Regions from separate parts of the Homo sapiens genome. Here regions 1 and 2 are each linked to region 3. Evidence: chromatin contacts called from ENCODE Hi-C or POLR2A ChIA-PET data. All regions are on one chromosome and are shown on one strand. Each heading gives the region's core, a stretch centred on a gene start or an enhancer-like site at or near the end of the contact. The rest is flanking DNA. Distances are from core to core; before and after follow the strand shown.

Region 1 (2,700 bases), core at 120-2,619, 87 kb after region 3:
GGGATTACAGGCGCCCACCACCATGCCCGGCTAATTTTTTTTTTTGTATTTTTAGTAAAGATAGGGTTTCACTGTGTTAACCAGGCTGGTCCCGAACTCCTGACCTTAGGGGATCCACCAGCCTTGGCCTCCCAAAGTGCTGGGATTACAGGCGTGAGCCACCGCACCCAGCCAAATTCTGGGCATTTCTCTCAGGCAAAAGCCACATACCCATCACACTTACCCCAATAAGTTGCAGCACCTGTTGCACCATGCCTTACACACTTACCTGCCCCACAAACACCCCCAATATCCATCCCAGGTTCATACCGCGTGACCACCTATCCAGGCCCAGGCACCCCTCCCAGTCACACACACACCCATCCCCTACCCCCAGTGCTGCCTGGAACTGCACTCTAGTCTACATTCCCCATCCTCTGTCCCCTAGACCTGCCCCCCGAAGTCCCCTGCCACACAGCCCCATCTAGGCAAGCCCAGCCTCCACCTCCACACATTCATCTCCCAAAGGACTCCTTGAATATTTGCCCCAAAACATCAGCTCCCAGAAAACACCCCTTTCAGGTCCCCAACCTTCTTACACATTTATCCCAATTGACTCCGTGCACAACCCTACTCCCCACTGCATCACAAACCACAGACACCTGTGCACACACGCACACATGCACCCCGGCACTCTCTCCTATTCTCATGACCTCTGGCATGCCTGCCCCACTCATCAGGCCCAGGCACCCCTGCCCTACTCCACCCACACACCTATGACTCCACACAACTCCCACACATGCACCAGCTCTCCAGAATCCTTTGCACACCTCGCCCCCATAAACACCCTCAACCCCAGCACACACATACACGTACACACGCAACACAACCAGAAAGAATATTCTTCTTCTCGTCCTACGATCCCCCTGGAAGGTCCCCAAGCCTCCTGCCTGCTCATTCCAAACCTTGACTGAGCCGATTTCCTCGCCAAAGCTTTGCCCTCTCATCCCCAACTCCAGGACCCAGGGAAGGGACTGTGACCCCCACCCACCTACGTCCCTCACTCACCGCTCACGATCACAGGCCGGGGCTTCCTGAACCCTCGCAATGACACTTGCCCGGACCCTGCCACCGAGGATCCAAGGGGCGCTGGGACCTTGCGCTTTGCTCTACGCGGGTCTCAGCGCCCCGGGCCCGCTGCGCGCGGGGGCGGGGACGGGGCGGGGCGACGGCTTCCCAGGCTCTGTCCCTCCGCGGCGTCCGGCGAGGGATCCCTGAAAGCCGACGTCAGCGTCCAGGAACGGGTTCCTACGACTCCCGGGGGTCTGGGAGCAGGCGGGAATCCTTGGAGAACTGCAGCCCCTTCCTCGTGAGCCCAGGCCCAAGCTCTGCCGGAGGAGGGGGCACCCCGGATTCTCCAGGGCCTTCCTGGCTTGGCCCCGCCTCCCTTCCCCTTTGCGCAATAATAGCCAATAATAATAACAGCAACAAGGACCGTGCGCCCTGTTCTAAGTGCTTTGCAAATAAACTTACATACACATGTATTCCTCAGCACAACCCTAAGAGGCATAATCGTTTATTGTCCTGTTTCACGCGGGAGGAAACTGGCAAGCCGAGGTTAGGTAAATTGCCTAGGGGTACATCATTGGTTCATTGAGGGCAGACTGTACCCAAGCCCTGTGTTAAACGCTTTACATTCATCATCGCATTCATTCTTCCTCTCAGCTCCGGGTTTTTCTTGTTGTTGTTGTTGTTGTCGCTGCTATTTTACTTTGGTTTTTTTGTTTGTTTTGTTTTGTTTTTGAGACGGAGTCTTGCTCTGTCGCCCAGGCTAGAGTGCAGTGGAGTGATCTCGGCTCACCGCAACCTCCGCTTCCCGGGTTCAAGCGATTCTCCTGCCTCAGCCTCCCGAGTAGCTGGGATTACAGGGGCAAGCCACCACGCCCAGCTAATTTTTGTATTTTTAGTAGATGAGATTTCGCTGTGTTGGTCAGGTTGGTCTTGAACTCCTGACCTCAGGTGATCTGCCCGCCTCAGCCTCCCAAAGTGTTAGGATTACAGGCGTGAGCCACCGCGCCCGGCAGATTTTTTTTTTATTATTATTTTTTAAAAGACGGGGTCTTGCTCTGATCGCCCAGGCTGGAAGGCAGTGGCGCAATCATTGCTCGCTTCAGCCTCAGACTCCTGGGTTCACTGCAGCCTCGGCCTCCCAAAGCGGTGGGATTACAGGTGTGAGTCACCGCGCCTGGCCTATTTTGTTTTGGGGTGTTTTTTTGCGGAGGAGTGCTGAAGGGGTGTTGGCTTGTTTTTAATCCCTGTTTTGCAGATAAAGAAACGGGCTCACGGGCCGGGCGCAGTGGCTCACGCCTGTAATCCCAACACTTTGGGAGGCCGAGGCGGGCGGATCACGAGGTCAGGAGATCCAGACCATCCTGGCTGACACGGTGAAACCCTGTCTCTACTAAAAATACAAAAAATTAGCCGGGCTTGGTGGCGGGCGCTTGTAGTCCCAGCTACTTGGGAGGCTGAGGCAGGAGAATGGCGTGGACCCGGGAGGCGGAGCTTGCAGTGAGCCGAGATCGCGCCACTGCACTCCAGCCTGGGAAACAGCAAGACTCCGTCTCAAAAAAAAAAAAAAAAAAAAAAAAAGAAAAGAAAATAAACGGGCTCACTTGCATGCTCACTTGGCCACAGTAAACAGCTGGTACCAAGCCCAGCATA
Region 2 (2,700 bases), core at 1-2,500, 110 kb before region 3:
CAGGCCCTGGAGTCCTAACGTGAGTGTCTATTACATATGCTGCGATTAGCTGGTTGGGCTCCACCGTTTTCCCTTTGTACCAGCCATAGCTGTAAAGATTCTCGGGCAGATAAACCACAGAGAGATGAACATTCTCCCCTTCAGCAACTTCAAAGGGCGCTGATGCAATAAAGAGCCAGGCAGTGGTGGGTGCGTTCCAGAAAGTTAAAAGTGAGGCTAGGAAAGGGAGAGAATATCAGTCAATATTTGACCTATGCATTGGCATGGAAAGACGGGGTCCTGGGTGCAGGTCTCTTCACCCCTCAGCCTTAGAGGGTGTGTGTGTGTGTGTGTGTCCTACTGGGTCAAAGTCAGCAGCATGACCCTCATTCCTTCAGTACCTCTGACCTTGGCATTTCCTTGTGTGAACCCTCTTTCCCAGGGGTCTGCATGGTTCCCTCCCCACTGCCTTCAGTTCCTACTCACACAAGGGAATCCCTGGGAGACTTCTTTCGTGAAGCCTCCTCTAGAGACCCTGGGTCTTCCCTTTCTGACCTTTCCCAGCTCTGTTCCCTCCAGGGCTCTTGTCAGCACCTGACCTCACATTCTAGATCTCTTTGGGTGTCTGTCTTCCCCCCCATGAGATTGTGAGCTCTGTGAGGGCATGGACTTGAGTGATGTTAGTTGCACCCCAGTGCCTGGGACAGGCTGCAGACTCCTGTGGATGAGTTCATGAGCGTTCCCAGGGCCTTCCATATCCTGGGGTTTATTTGCTAATGTCTGAGGTTGGCAGATGAAGACAGAGTTTCATGCCCTGGTGGTGTTTTTATTTAAATTGTCACTGTGATATAGTTTTACTATCATTTTCAAAGTGTAGTGGCCACTGACAATGAACTTGAAAACATGGACCAACTGAGATTGTTTTGCCCCTTGGCAATTCCAGTTCACTTAGATTTTTTGGTTCTCCTTAGACGCTCTCTCCCCTGAGTCTCTAACAAAAGCCCTCTGTCTCCTCTCAGAGCCCCATCCTCCCCAGGAGACCCCAGCCAGTCTCTGTGCTCCCTCCTCCCACCCACTCCCAGGGAGTCCTCCCCTCACCTGTGAGCAAGAGCCCCTGCCAGGGGATGCATTCTCTGTGGGGACAAGCTGAGGGGGGCCCCATGGTCTCTGCTGCCTGCTCTGTCCTCCTCTGTGGAGAGGAGCTTGGGCTCCAGGAACGCTCTAGACAGGGTTACTGTGACTGTTGTCTCTGCTGTCCTTCCTTCCTCTATGCTGAGCTTCCTCTCAGGCAGGAGCACTTCCCGTTTATGGGCAAGGGCGGGGCTCTGCCTACAATGTCTCTCTGTCCCCTCCCCTCTCAGTCCTGCCTCCCTTGTCCCTCCTTTCTCCTTCCTTTTTGCCTATATTTGGTTCCCTAGGCAAAACTTTGAGAAGCAACGCTGATGGGGTCCTCATAACAGGACGACCCACTCTCCCCAGTACTGACCTCTGCTGTGTTCTGGCCTTGGTTCTGTCACAGCCGGTAGATTATTTCCCTTTGTGACACACAAAACCAGCTGGGCCCTGGGTCTCCTCATGCTCTCCAGTGCTCCAGGAAGGCAGAATGATGCCCAGCAGGAAAGTGACAGAGGTGGCTCTGGGGGCTAGAAAGGGGCTCACTGGGTGATGGCTGGGAAGGACCCACCCGCTATCTTCAGTGTCACCAGCCTGGCCTCTGACCCAGGGACAGAGACCCAGGCCTGGAGGTCTCGGGAGGATCCCCAGCTCCTAGGTGTGGAGGGAGGTGTCCTGTGTGTCCTGGGAAGAGAGGACTTTGATGGAAGGAGGTGGGAGGCTCTGGGTTCTGCTGTCCTTGGTGAAGGTTTCAGGGGGACCCTCTCCGTGTCTGGGGTCTGTGCCCCCAGCTTAACTCTCATTCTCTTTGCAAATACATATATTTTGTGGATCTGCAGTTGCCTGAACTGTCTCATGTCCCTAAATCTTTGTATCCCTTTTTACAGAAGGTCAGGAAGGGTGTGTACATGAGTATGAGGACTATCTGATCAGGGCGAGTGTTTGTTTCCCAAAGATCTCTTTAGATATGGTATAATACATAAGATAAATGTACTGAATTAGCAATTTTAAGTGTAGAATTAAATGATACTAATTCTATTCACAATGTTGTACAACCATCACCATAATTTTTTACCAGAAAATCTTCATTATACCAAATGGAAACTTCATACTTTTAATCAATAACTCCCCACTTCCCCCTGCCCCACCCACTGGTAGCCTCTGATACTATCAATCTCTGTGAATTTGCCTAGTTTACATGTCTCATATAATAAGGAATTATATACGTGTATTATTTTTTTCTGGATTATTTCTCTTAGGGTAACACTTTTAAGATTCATCCACGTCGTAGCATATATTACAGCTTCTTTCCTATTTATGGCTGAGTAATATCCCAATATATGTTTATACCTCAATTTTAATTCATTCATCTCTTAATGGACATGTGGGTGGTTTCCACATTTTTGCTATTGTGAAAACCGCTGCAATGAACTTACACTTGGAAGTATCTGTTTGGGTTTCTGTGTTCATTTCTTTGGGGGTACATATAGGAGTATAAATATGGGGTCATGTGGTAGTTCTATGTTTAAGTTTTTGAGAAACAGCCAAACTGTTTTCCAGTTTGCTGTGCTATTTTATATTCCCATCAGCAATATACGAGGGTTCCAT
Region 3 (2,700 bases), core at 130-2,629:
AAATTGTACATCCCCGCTGTGATATTCTTCATAATAATCAGGGAAAAAGAGGATGATATTACTACCAATATTGCAGGGGGGTTACACTTCCCCTATGGTAGTGTTCCTAATATCCAGGAAGAAAGAGGATGATATTAATCCCATTATCCAGGAAGTGTACACCCACCCTGTCATGTTGTTCCTAATATCCAGCAGGGAAGAGGATGATATTACACCCCCCCCCCCGTGATATTCTCCTTAATATCCAGGAGGGGAGAGGCTGATATTACTGGATATATAGCAGGGGTGTTCATACCTTCTGTGATATTGTTCCTAATATCCAGAAAAGGAGAGGATGATATTACTTCCAATATCGCAGAAGGTGTACACCTCCCTGTGATATTGATCCTGACATTCAGAAGGGGAGAGGATGATATTACTCAAAATACCGCAGGGCATGTGCATTCCCTTGTGATATTGTTCCTAATACCCAGAAGGGAACAGGATAATATTACTTTCAATATCGCAGGGAGTGCACACCCCCCTTTGGTATGGTTCTTAATATCCAGAAGGAAAGAGGGTGCTATTACTTTCCATATTGCAAGGGGTGTACACCCCACTGTGGTATGGTTCATAATATCCAGGCAGGGAGAGGGTGCTATTACTCCCCACAGTGCGGGGCATGTACACCCTGCTGCGGTACGGTTCCTAATATCCAGGGGGAGAGAGGATGCTATGACTCCCTATATCGCGGGGTGTGTACACCCCTGTGTGGTATGTTTTGTATTCTCCAGGAACGGAGAGGGTGTTGTTACCCCTCATATCGCTGGAAATGTACACTCCCCTGTGGTATGGTTCGTAATATCCAGGGGATTGAGGGTACTGTTACCCCCATACTCCCCATATCGTGGGGGGAGTGCACCTCCCTGTGGTATGGTTCGAAATATCCAGGGTAAGAGAGGGTGCTATTATTCCCCATTTTGCAGGAGGCGTACACCCCCCTATGGTATGGTTCGTAATATCCGGGGTGAGGGGATGCTATCAAAAGAAGAGAGAAAGAGACCCCCCATATTGTTCTATATTATTTTATACTCAGTACCTGTTTTAAGAAGAAACAAGGAAGTGAAACCAAAAGCAGGCAGCCCGGCGCCAGGCACCAGACCCAAAACCAGACCCGAAACCAGGCCTGGGCCTGCCTGACCTTAGCCTGATAGTTAAAATTCAACCCATGACCTAGCAACCAATGTTATCCATAGATTCCAGACATTGTATGGAAGGACATTGTGAAATTTCTTGTTCTGTGCTGTTTCACTCTGATTACCGGTGCCTGCAGCCCCTGTCACATACCCACTAGATTGCTCAATCAATCATGGCCCTTTCATGTAAGATCTTTAGTGTTGTGAGCCCTTAAAAAGGACAGAAATTGTGCACTCAACAAGCTCGGATTTTGAGACGCTAGTCTTTCGATGCTTCCAGCTGATTAAAAGCCACTTCCTTCACTACCTCGGTGTCTGTGGGGTTTTGTCCGCGACTCCTCCTGCTACACTATGACTCCCCATATCAAGGGGGGTGTACACCCCCCTGTGGTTCGTAATATCCAGCAGGGGAAAAGGTGCTATTACTCCCCATATTGCAGGGAGTGTACACCCCCTTGTAGTATGGATCGTAAAATCAAGGGGGGAGGGAAGGTGTAATTATCCCCATATCTCAGGGGGTGTACACCCCTTTGTGGTAAAGTTTGTAATATCCAGGGATATTACAGGGATATTATCCCCAAATTAATACTTTTATAATTTCTTATGCCTGCCTTTACTGCAATCTCTGAACATAAATTGTGAAGATTTCATGGACATTTATCACTTCCCCAATCAATACTTTTATAATTTCCTATGCCTGTCTTTACTTTAATCTCTTAATCTCATCATCTTTGTGAGCTGAGGATGTATGTCGCCTCAGGACCCTGTGATGATTGCATTAACTCCACAAATTGTTTATAAAACATGTGTATTTGAACAATATGAAATCTGGGCACCCTGAAAAAGAACAGGATAAGAGCGATGTTCAGCGAACAAGGGAGATAAGCATAAGGTCTGACTGCCTGTGGGGCTGGGCAGAACAGAGTCACATTTTTCTTATTGCAGAAAATGAGTAGGAGAAATATCACTGGGAAGGGAACGCATTCCTAGGGGAGGCCTATGGACGGCCGCTCTGGGGGTGTATCCCTTATGTGGTTGAAGATAAGGGATGAAATACACCCTGGTCCCCTGCAGTGCCCTCAGGCTTGCTAGGATTAGAAATTCCAGCCTGGCGAATTCTAGTCAGACCAGTTCTCTGCTCTTGAACCCCGTTTCCTGTTAAGATGTTTATCAATGACAATGCGTGCACAGCAGGACATGGAACCTCAATAGTAATTCCATTTTCTCCCTGGCCTTGTGACCTTGCTAGGCCCTTCTGCCCTTGTGATCTTTTATTGCCATTTGAAGCATGTGATCTCTGTGACCCACTCCCTATTCGTATCCCCCTCCCCTTTTGAAGTCCCTAATAAAAACTTGCTGGTTTTGCAGATCAGGTGGTCATCACAGAACCTGCCGATATGTGATGTCACCCCGGAGGCTCAGCTGTAAAATTTCTCTTTCGTACTCTTTCACTTTATTTCTCAGACCAGGTGACACTTAAGGAAAATAGAAAAGAACCTACTTTGAAATATTGGGGGCTAGTTCC

The links. A loop is a pair of places that touch in the nucleus more often than their neighbours do. ChIA-PET counts read pairs that join two places held with the same protein, here RNA polymerase II (POLR2A). Pooled maps may share reads with other maps.
Region 1: a loop to region 3 is called in a pooled map, with 2.5 times the contacts of the local background. The contact joins the promoter of TMEM91 here to the enhancer-like site in region 3. A Hi-C loop is called at or near these places in 3 of 50 pooled maps. POLR2A ChIA-PET finds 5 or more read pairs at or near these places in 4 of 52 experiments (A673, HEK293T, PC-9 and 1 more).
Region 2: a loop to region 3 is called in a map of Calu3, with 3 times the contacts of the local background. The contact joins the promoter of CEACAM21 here to the enhancer-like site in region 3. A Hi-C loop is called at or near these places in 35 of 168 maps with a recorded cell type or tissue (Calu3, GM12878, GM23248 and 25 more), 1 of 37 single-sample maps with no recorded cell type and 12 of 50 pooled maps. POLR2A ChIA-PET finds 5 or more read pairs at or near these places in 7 of 52 experiments (CD4-positive, alpha-beta memory T cell, GM12878, H1 and 3 more).

The regions. Positions count from the first base shown.
Region 1 is chr19:41,375,202-41,377,901 of GRCh38, reverse strand. TMEM91 (transmembrane protein 91) reads right to left here and starts at 1,369. Exons shown (of 4, transcript NM_001098821.2): 1 at 1,048-1,369. RefSeq lists a silencer at 1,124-1,253.
Region 2 is chr19:41,574,716-41,577,415 of GRCh38, reverse strand. CEACAM21 (CEA cell adhesion molecule 21) reads right to left here and starts at 1,250. Exons shown (of 7, transcript NM_001098506.4): 1 at 1,078-1,250; 2 at 1-216. The coding sequence starts at 1,141.
Region 3 is chr19:41,462,255-41,464,954 of GRCh38, reverse strand. The region is part of intron 2 of PCAT19 (prostate cancer associated transcript 19); the gene reads left to right. Among named protein-coding and RNA genes, the nearest start is that of ERICH4, 20 kb to the right of the region's middle. Within about 2 kb of position 1,379, at least 4 of the 41 ENCODE cell types and tissues checked have a DNase peak (open chromatin) inside an H3K27ac peak, as active enhancers do; they include GM12878, OCI-LY7 and spleen, where a contact is called at or near this core.